Linked DNA regions of Homo sapiens: region 1 is linked to region 2. A link is a loop called in an ENCODE intact Hi-C map of the cell type or tissue named here. Cell type or tissue: mammary epithelial cell. All regions are shown on one strand. Each heading gives the region's core, and the rest is flanking DNA. Links, peaks and the distances in the headings are about the cores only. Region 1 has its middle 110 kb from the start of MIR802. Region 2 overlaps LOC100506403 (a long non-coding RNA gene).

Region 1 (5,388 bases), core at 251-5,250, 81 kb after region 2:
TGGATCCTTTGCCACACAAGCAAAGAGAAAGAAGCTGGAAACAGCCTGCAGCCTCTAGGAAATTCAGGGACTTTAGTACAACTGGAAGGGGGTCAAGAGGAGGCTCTACCAAGACAGGAGGCAAAAGGGAGGCTGGTCCAGGCCAGAGACTTGAGGCACTGGAATGCCAAGTGAAGGAATCTGGTGTCCTTTGGGTAAGAGTAAGCAAGGGCCCCTGAACTTGGGTAGTAATAGCAGATGTTGCAGAGGAAACATCAGCAGGATTTGGCACCATATTGCCAGGAAGAGGTGAAGTAGCGCAGTAGGCTAAGGAGGGCTCCAGGCAATAACAAGGATGGAAGCAATAATGCCAGCACCACACACCAGCCCTTCCTGTGCACAGAATACACGGTCCCATCCATGCCCAGGGGCTTGGCACTGGTAGTGGCAGGGCTGGATTGTCACTGACGCCCCACCACTGGCTCCACTGGGCCAGGCTGAGCTTTCTGCGTGGAGGGAGCCGGGGCCAAGCGATGTAGGTGCACCCTGGAGAAGGTGAGGGGCTCTAGTCCCAGGCTCCTTTTTCGTTTCCTGGCCTCCCTTGTGATTGTTTCCCTCCCTTTTACCATCAAGTCACCCTGCATACTCCACTGTATGAACAGATCACACGATCTGCCTTCAAATCTGCTCTTGAGAACCCCGGGCAAACACATACTCCTCCTTGCCAAGAGGCTTCTCAGTTCCATGTCCAAACGCACTTGCTCCATCATCCAAGGCCTGTGCTCTAAGAGAGAGATCACTGTTTTTAGGTAGAGTTAGAGCTGGCAGACAATGCCCAATACCCCCACCAATTGCTTAGAGCATTTATCAGTCAGGGAGCAGGCTGCCCTGGGGAGTCATCTGCATCAGCTCAGGCCCTGGGCCTCACAGGACCTCTCACAATGTGGTCCTCCAGGCCCATGGCCTCCCCCAACCCATCTGTGCTAAAGGCTAACTATGGCACCCCTCCAAGAAGGGGGTCCTGAGTTAAACCCCAAACTCCAGAGTCCCTTATCCCATCTGTTTCCTCAGTCCATCCCACCCCCCATCCCAAGGTCTTGCTCCTCCACTTTTAAACCTCCAAGGAAACCAAAAATAACTCAATACGTAGCTCAGGGCTTGGGGAAGCTACCTTCAATACCTTAGAGGATTATATTGGAAGTGAAAACAAAACAAAGCAACCATGACTCAATCTCTCTGCCATTTATAAATTACGAAAATAAATATTCACTAATTCACAGAGGTGGTGTGGATCAACCTTTGGCTTTGAACTTTCAAGGTTTCAGAAGTTCCTAAAATTGGGTAGGTCTCTATGCCGTACAAATGATTGTTTCTACTGTTAAAAAGAAAGACATGAGGATAATTTTTTGCCCACGAATTGGGAACCTGGATAATGCTGTGATGCCATGGAGTTTATTTCAATTCTTTAGTTATGTATATAATAAAGATAAATTCTGAATTTACAGAAACTTGAAAAAAAAAAAAAAAGGAAAGACATTCCTGGTGCATGTTAGTCAAACTTCTGTTTCCTGAGTAAACTAGGGACCCTTGGATGAGACTTCTAATTCCAAATCCTAACAAAGTACTACATAGGTAACATTGGAAGTTATCTAGTGCCTGTGACCTTTATTTTGCTCATTTATAGAAAGGGGATAAATGAAACCCACCTTTCTTGTGTGGGCTCAAAAGTGACAGCATGGATGTAAGCATTCAGTACATTGAGAAGCTGGGTGCGCCCCTTCTTTCCTAATGGATGAAACACACAGCATGAGACCATAAAAGCCAGAGTCCTTGTACATTATGGTCTGAGGATTTGCCTGCTTAGAAACATCAGAGACCAAATTATTCAAAAAAAGGAAAAGCCAAAAGCAAGGCTCAAAATCTTACGAAGCAAACATCTTGGGGCTTTAGGGGATGTCAGGGTTAATTCACTGCTTGCTGTCCCCCTGGTTTACTCTTCCCCTCATAGACCCCGTTTATCGAGGTCAGACCTGGACAATTCTCTGAAGACACAGAGCAGCAAATAGGAGTTAAGGGCAGAGTGAGCTGGGTTCAGCAGTAGGGAGAGGAGAATTTCTCAGCATTGTTTTCAAGCTCAGGTGAATGTCAGGAAAAGAACTCACATCATTTCCAACTGGGATCTAAGAATTCACTGAGCACCAACTATTGGCTAGAAGTATGCTGAACACTCTAAATGCCTTACCTGAATCTCATCTACCCCTCTTAGAAAGTAGGCATTTCAAAATCATACTTCTCTAAGTTCTTAAAGGGAACAACAAAGAAATGTGCAATGTGACTCAATGACATAAGCCGTGGTTTAAGCCTGTCTGCGCTTTTCGAGAGTAATCATATGTACCATTTTGTAAGCCCCTTGCTACGTACCAGACACTGTGCCAGGTGCTCCGTATGTATTATTTCTAGTATTCCTCCCCAGATCCTACATGTCAGAGATTATTATTATTCCCATTTTATAGATAAGAAAACTGACTTTCAGAAAAGTAAAGTTACTTGCTCAAGCGCACAGAGCATGTGGGATTTAAAGCCAGAATTCATCTTTCTCTCTGGTCTATTTCCTCAGGATTAAAGGCTCACACTTTAAGCACTGATGAGGCAGAATATTACTGATATAACTCGTTTCTGATCTATATAGACTTTGGAAATATCTCAGGGTAGCCACTTCCTGGCCTACAGAACACTAATTTTGTTCAGGCAGTAACATGTCATCCTGGCTGAATTATTTGTTCTAGGAAAATCATGAAAACCCCAATTGTCTTAGCCAGTGACTGGTTTAGTGATTGCTATGTGACTCTCTTCTGACCAAAGAGATGAAAAAAAGCCTGTTCTTTACTTCTGGGAAAGACTTTCCTCCCTGACCGAGAAGACCTGTGGAAGAGAAAGCCCTTTTGTGGCAGCTCCTCCTGCTATCTGTAACACTATCATGTGAGGACATAATGGTTGGAGCAGGGGCAGCTGTCTTGTGTGCATGAGTGGAAGGCAGTAGGCATTGCTCATACTCTAAGGATATCGGAATGAAGAAGAAAAACTTTAGAAGCTTGGTGTCCTTGTAACCCCTCAAGCCTACCCTGAGACCACTTCCATGATTTTTGTAACATCAGTAAGTGTTCTTACGGCTTAAGCCACTGTCAACAAATTTTCTATTACTCCAAATGCATCCCAGCTGACATAGTTATAAAGTAGAATCAAATCATAATTTATATTTATTCTGAAAATGAAATTTGAGTGTTTTTGGTGGCTGAGTTGCTGACTCTGAATATGGCTCTACTCCTCAAAGTCACCTAAAAGGACTATTAGTGACTTGGAGATTTGAACCAACTCTAATTCTTTCTTTGCTTCTGTAGGAGAGGCAAAACTTTTCCTCAACCCTCTTAGGTTCTGCAGCAGAGGTTTGCAAGTTCAACTAACGAAAGCCAGATTAGCAGGAGAAACGCATACAGATTATATTTGATGTTAATTTTTTTACATGACACAGGGGACTTCGTAGAGAAGAAGTGAAAACCTGAAAGGAACAGGTAGAATTGAGGGCTTATATACCATTTTAACAAACAGTGATAAATTTGTGGAGAAGTGACACGATAAAGAGGTTTGGGACAATAAATTGTGGGAAAAGGACTAGAAAATATACTGGGGTAACCAATGAAACAAAAGGGTTATTTTAGGAAGGTTTATTTGTACAGACTCATCTTGGTATCATCTCGCCATCTCTGATGATACAAATGTTATCTTCTTCCTGGTACCAGAATACCTTTCTCATAGGAAATTTATGCCCTCCTTTTAGGGAGAAAAGTAGGGGGCAGATAGCCCTTCCCATATCTGCTTTTCTTAATTGCCTTCAGCTCAAAATAATCAATATGCCAAAGCAGCATATTTTGGGGTGACATATTCTGATCACTTTTACTTCAAAATAAATAATATATCTATGATTTTACCTATTTAAAATATAATGTATCTTTTATATTTAAATAATTTATATTTAAGTTTTAAATATAGATATAATTAAAACATTAATTGTATAATATTGTCATAATATTACTAAATTGCCTACTAACATTTAATCACAATGATTACTGCATTTTGCATTTAAACTTTTTAAATTAGTATGTAATTATTATAACTTAACCATTAAAGAAATGCATAAAGCAAAAGTGAAGGCTATCCCAGAATTAAAATGTACTAAAACTTCTTTTACTAATTATAAAATGAATTTACATTGTATCTGATCTTCACCCATGTTGTGTGTATGAATAGCTTAATTCCTTTCAAATGAGCAGTATTCCACTACACAGACATACCAGAGTGTAATTATTGATTCTCCTACTGATAAACACTTAGATTATTTCCACTTTGAAACTATTATGAAAAATGCTGGTATTAACATCCTTATACATGTTTTTTTTAGTGGAACTTTTTCGTTTTCATTTCTCTGGGCTGGAGAGCAAGCAAAGCTAAGTTGTAAGGCTGGAAAACAGAACAATGCTTGCTGCTAAGGGTGGCACAAGGGGGTTTCTGAGGTCATGGAAATGCTCTATGCCCTGACTGGTATGGTGATTGTGCAGGTATATACGTTTATCAAAACTTATAAAACTTTGAGCCTTAATGTGTGTAAATTATACTCTATTTATAAGAATCATAAAAAAGAAAAAAGAAAACTGTCCAAAAAGAATATAAGATTATGGTAGGTGTAGAGAACCGGCGGTTGGCATTCCTTCCAGCCATGCTCTTGCATGTCTTCCAAACTGCAGATGCTGGAAAGCTGAGAACCACATTTCTCAGATTCCCTTGAATCAAAGGGAAGGAGACAGTTTGATCTTCACCCATGTTGTGTGTATCAATAGTTTAATTCCTTTTTAATGAGCAGTATTCCATTGCACAGATATTGGAGTCAAACTGGCTTCTTCAAACTGTATACCTTCATGTAAGATTTGAAAGGAGAAGCAAACAGGGGCAGAAGTGGAGGCCATCATCCCATGAACTGGAAGGCAGCAGGGATCTCCTGCAGTTCCTCTCCCATACCAATGGCCAGGGCAGCTGGACCCCTGGCAAGGCCAAATCACCATCCCAGTGTCCAGTTCCCAGCCTCATGCCTGCTGAGGGGCAGTAAGAGCAGCAGCAGCTACAGAGAGAAGCTACAAGTCTAGTTTGTTTTGTTTTGTTTTTTTAACCAGGAACCTTTTGGGGCATGCATAATAGTTGACAGTATTATATAGTGAATACACATATATCTATCACCCAGATTCTACAATTGTTAACATCGTGTTAGATTTGCTGTATCATGTATCCACCATATATTCATCCATTACTCGGTCTTATTTTCTGATTCATTGATGGTTTGTATTTTAACTCAGCAATTCC
Region 2 (5,388 bases), core at 204-5,203:
TAGCTAGGATCTCACCTTGGGGGCCATACCAGTCTCTTTGAGCATGGCTGTGCTACACTGCATCTGCCCATTTGATTTGACATTGACAGTAGCCACTATCAAAAAGTATTCAAGAAACCAGGCACGGTGGCTCATGCCTGTAATCCCAACACTTTGGGAAGCCAAGGTGGGGTGGATCCCCTGAGGTCAAGAGTTCGTGACCAGCCTGGCCAACATGGTAAAACCCCATCCCTACTAAAAATACAAAATTAGCAGGGTGTCGTGGCACATGCCTGTAATCCCAGCTACTCAGGAGGCTGAGGCAGGAGAATTGCTTGAACCCGGGAGGTGGAGGTTGCAGTGAGCCAAGATCGCACCATTGCACTCCAGCCTGGGCGATGAGAGCGAAACTCAGTTTCAAAAACAAACAAAAAAACAAAGAAGCATTCAAGAGCCTGAAATTTTTTTTTCAGTGATTTTTAAGTCTATTTTTAATGGCTCTTTGTAGGAACAATGGCAAGAAGATTAAAATTATCTGCTAGATAATCAATTAATGTCTGCAGACATTTGTAGCCTTTTCTATGAATGGACTTATTTATGAAACTGATTTATACAACATCCATTGTTTAAGCTTACTTTTTATGTATGCTTGGAACAATTTTTCATGTAATTACATAAATTTTGGACATCCTTTTTATAGATGTGTAATATGCCATGCTAAGTATGTAGGTTATCAGATTTAAAGAACTAGTTTTGTTGGCTATTTAGGCTAATTCTGATGTGTCTCTATTAGAAAATGCTGCAGAGAACAGATGCAGCTCATCTTCATGATTTTTTGGATGCATTCATATTGTAAGATGCTAGGAATTCTTTTGCCTTTTAATTAAAATGTACCAGCACTTAAATGATCCATTATAAGTAAAAAATCTCCCAATAGATTAAATAAAGCAAAATAGTAACAGATCTTTGCATGTCTATGTCTGTCTGTGTGCAACTTAGACTTTAATTTGTTATTTAGCTTAAGGCAATGTGTTCCTAAATGCTACTCTAAGAACTTGTACTTACCACCCCTTCCACCAAACACAGACACCTTCCAGAGGACCCTTGCCCTCCAATGAGATCTCTATTGTCTTATATTAATTTAACCCTGCTGTTCTAGGTATATCAGAAGTCCCATAGAGTAGGCCTGTTTTAATTTCCCAAGGGACCACATAAAACATTGTACCTGGTGTGCTCAAGTTCAGTGAATTACTATCAGGACTTCTTGGAGTCTTCTTTCCCCTAAGATGCCCCAGTTTCCATGTTGTTGGCACATGGCCAGGTGCAGTATCCCCTCCAAACCTATGACTGGATCACTGATTGGAATTCTCCCTGGGGGGCTGCCCCTTCCTTCACATTCTCAGCTCCATGCCCCGCCACCCCCTCCTCAAGTAAACAGCTCTTGAGATTTGACCCAGGAAAAGTCAAGTCCAACAGAAACTCCCAGAACATTATACCCCGGCCCCATTTGTTTTGAAAATAGTATCGAAGCTTACAATTGCAAACATACAAGTGCTTAATTATTGCTCAGTATCCATTTTATTTCTAGATATTCATTGAATTCCATTCAAATGTCGATATTAGCAATATTAAAAATAGATGGCTGCAATTTTTCTACTGATTATATAAAGACAGACACTTTAGGTAATGGTCACATATGATGTGATTAAATTGTTTTGCTGTCATTGTGTTAATTATGTGCCAAAGTTAAACATATTCATCTGCAAATTCAAATCTGCCTGGATATTACCAGTAATTATGGCAGTAGCAGTCAAATAAGTGTCCTCATGTGGTCGAGAGAGTGTTTGAGGCTATGGTAAATATCATAAAAATATCATAGTCTATCATGTGTTTGAAATACTATCCTCTGATAAATGACTACTTTTTAATACCTGTTTGTTTTCCTGTGTATGAGGCAAATGGAAAGGAAAATACTTTTTGAATGAGCTTGTTCATTGACTTCAGAAATGGTGGAAACCTTTGCAGTGTCTGCATCCCCCTGCTCTGTACTCAGCATGGGGCAGCCACCGAAGGCTCCCAGCCCCTCACCCAGAGATACTGGAAGTACCACAAAAGTTGAGAAGCAGCTGGTGTTTGGCAGGTGAGGCAGAGGATATTATTGTTATTGATTATTGTATCCTGATTATTATCCTTCATGCCATCTTCCTGGTAAGGAGGCCCTTAGACAGGTAAGAGCCCATAAGAGTAGTCAATTTTGATCTTCGTGTTCATCTCTGTGATTTTCTTTCTTAATCTATAAAAAATATCTTTGTTGAAGAAGCGGTTATGTACCAAATGTTTGTGTCCCCCCAAAATTCACATGTTGAAGCACTAACCCTCAAAGTGACTGTACTAGGAGAAAGGGCCCTTACAGAGGTAATTAAGGTTAAGTGGACTCATAAGGGCAGGGCTTGATCCAATAGGATCAGTGTCCTTATAAGAAGAGACAGGAGAGTGCTCAAGCACTCTCTTCACCATGTGAGGACATAGCAGGAAGGCAGCAGTCCACAAGCCAGGAAGAGAGCCCTGACCAGGAACCAAATTGGCTAGCACCTTGATCTTGGACTTCCAGCCTTCAGACCTGGGAGAAAATAAGTTTCAGTCATTTAAGTGAGCCAGTCTATGGTATTATGTTGTCGCAGCCCAAGCTGATGAATACAGAAGGAAATGAAAATAATGGGGATTCTGGCTTAGCTTTGGCACCTGGATTGTCTGTCACCTGTAGATCTATTGAGCATCCAGCTAAACATTTTGAACCTCCCTGGGTACCTGAGTCTGTGACCAGTGTTGGAGACTCAAAGATCTGTAAGACACAGTTCTCATCGTTGATAACCTACAGGTCACATTTGACAGGCTTCCATCAGGGAGGTCTTGTGATTCATGGCCACATCCTGTCCCCAAGTAAAGAACCTTACTGTGAGTTCCTCAAATTGTTGATGTACTGATTAATGCACGACCTACTGACATTGAAAAGGACACTGATTTGTTTCTGAATCATGAAGTTTTGCTGATTTGTCTCTGAATCATAAAGTTTTATTGATTGTCTTACATGTCCACATTTTAGCCTGTATGTTGCAAGCTGAAGCAATGATTAAAACCTCTGTATTGCACCTTAACCAAAAGGATAACTCTATAGAAGGAGTGGCTCCCTTCCTTCTCAACATTCCTCTAAAAGCCTTCCTACCTGTAACAGACCCTAGAACATGCTGGACTTTGTCAGTGTGTCTTCCCTGGTCCATCCTCACACTTGATTTCCAATAAACCTGTGGGGTCCTGATAAGAGTAAGATTAAGATTAAGATTAAGATAAGATGAATCTCATTTGGGAGAGAGCCCCAGGTGGGGAAGAACAATAAGCCATTGTTCTGAGAGCCAGCCAATCACAGACAACCTACAGACATACAATGACCTTATTCCACCTATAGTCCCCTCCAGCTCTGCTGACACCTCGATCTTGGAAGAACCACCTACCAACATGGGTGAAGGCAGAGGACAGGACCTTCCTTTGGGGCAATTGCTCTGGTGCCTCTGTTCAGGGGAGGTGTCACATTCTAAATAGCTGAGCATGGGCAGGAAGCACGTCAAGAGTGCCCAGGTAAAGGACAAGTGTCTAGATCTAAGGACACAGTTTCCCAATGAGCTTATATCCCAGGACATCGGTTTTGAATCCAAAACTGGGACTCAGGGTGTGGGAGACATTAGGGAGAAAATTAGACTTTTGAGAGTAATGCCCGGGAACACCCAATGAGTAGCTGAGCCAGAAAGCTGCAGATTTGTATGGATATCACCAAACATCAAGCAAAAGGCTTTTCCTCTCTGAAGACCAAAATGACCAATCATAGTGATCAGCCTTGAAAACAAATTAGAAAAGGCTGTGCTTGGGAAGCTGGGAGGTACGATGATATTTTAGTGCCTTAAATGTGAGTCAGGGTAGAGACAAGATTCTCTGAGTTGAGTCTATGTTATTCCTCTGAGGCTTGTTGACCAAGGGAAAGTTAGAAAGTTATATATGTGTGTGTGTGTGTGTGTGTGTGTGTGTGTGTGTTTTAAAGTTTTGCTACAACTGGACTACAGTCCAGAGGGGAGATATATATATATAATATATAATATATTATATATATCACACTATATACAGGACAGATGATATATAGAAGATATATTATATACACACACACACACACACACACACACTGGGGGTGTGTGTGTGTATGTGTGTGTATATGTTTTAAAGTTTTGCTACAACTGGACTACAGTCCAGAGGGGAGATATATAGATATAGATATATATATACACACACACACACACACACACACAAAACATATATCTATACACATACATATAACATATATATATATTATGTATATAAAGTGGTGCAATGGACTATATGTTTATGTCTTCCCAAAATTCATACATTGCCACGGAGAGGGGCTTCTGGGAAACCAGTCCTACTAAACCCTAAGGTAATAGTATTAGGAGGTGGGACCTCTGGGAGGTGATTAGGTCATGAGGGAGGAGACTTCAAGAATGGTATTGCTGCTTTTATAAAAGGGATCCCAGAGAGATTGTTTGCCCCTTCTACCCTGTGGGGGCACAGGGAGAAAACAGCCATCTCTTAGGACTGGGCCCTCAGCAGACACTAAATCTGCCAGTGCCTTGATCTTGGACTTCCCATCCTCCAAAACTGAGAGAAATAAATTTCTTTTGTGTGAAAGCCGCCCAGTCTATGGTATTTTCATTAGAGCAACCCAAACAGGACTGAGAGAAGTAGTATTGCTGGAACAGGGGAAACAATAATGGTAAAATATACAGGGTGGAGGGGCCCTGGTCTTTAGAGACATCATCTTCTTTCTTATCCTTGGGCAGAAGCAGCAGGAAACTAACAAGAACTTCCAGCAGCAGGTGCATGGTGAGCTCATCACTATTGCAGTCACATCAGGCTGCCATTCAGGATACCAAAGATGGGGCAGCTTACACACCAGGCATGACTTTCTCAGTTTTGGAGGCTGTAAGTCAAAAATCAAGGTGGCAGCCAATTCTGTTCCTGGTGAGAGTCCTCTTGCTGGTTTGCAGATGACTGGCTACTCTCTGAATCCTTACATAAGGAAGAGAGCAATCATCTCTCTCCTGTGTCTTCTCCTAAGAGTGCTAATCCCATTCATGAGGGCTCCACCCGCATGACCTATCACCCCCAAAACCCCATCTCCAAATACCATCACTTTAGGGATTAGGACTTCAACAGAGAAATTCAGGGAGGGGACCACAAACACTCAGTGCACATCAGTAACTCACAACTTCTCTCGTAGTTCCCTGTGGATGTGTGGAAGAATGGGTATCTGTCAAAAGTTAGACACACCAGGGGAAAGGAAAGCCT

What was found. A loop is a pair of places that touch in the nucleus more often than their neighbours do. Peaks named below come from ENCODE experiments on the same cell type or tissue, not always from the same donor. Only the 100,000 strongest peaks of a DNase experiment are listed, where the experiment ranks them.
Region 1: it touches region 2 in a loop (2.8-fold over the local background); 4 of 110 quality-filtered maps call a loop at or near these places.

What each region holds. Positions count from the first base shown.
Region 1 is chr21:35,604,003-35,609,390 of GRCh38, forward strand. No RefSeq gene overlaps it. Among named protein-coding and RNA genes, the nearest start is that of MIR802, 110 kb to the right of the region's middle. In mammary epithelial cell, for the core only: no CTCF peak of the experiment used is centred there; a DNase peak (open chromatin) is centred at 2,779; H3K27ac peaks cover 2,935 bases.
Region 2 is chr21:35,522,643-35,528,030 of GRCh38, forward strand. The region is part of intron 1 of LOC100506403 (a long non-coding RNA gene); the gene reads right to left. Among named protein-coding and RNA genes, the nearest start is that of MIR802, 200 kb to the right of the region's middle. RefSeq lists an enhancer at 2,237-3,436. In mammary epithelial cell, for the core only: no CTCF peak of the experiment used is centred there; a DNase peak (open chromatin) is centred at 3,029; H3K27ac peaks cover 1,333 bases.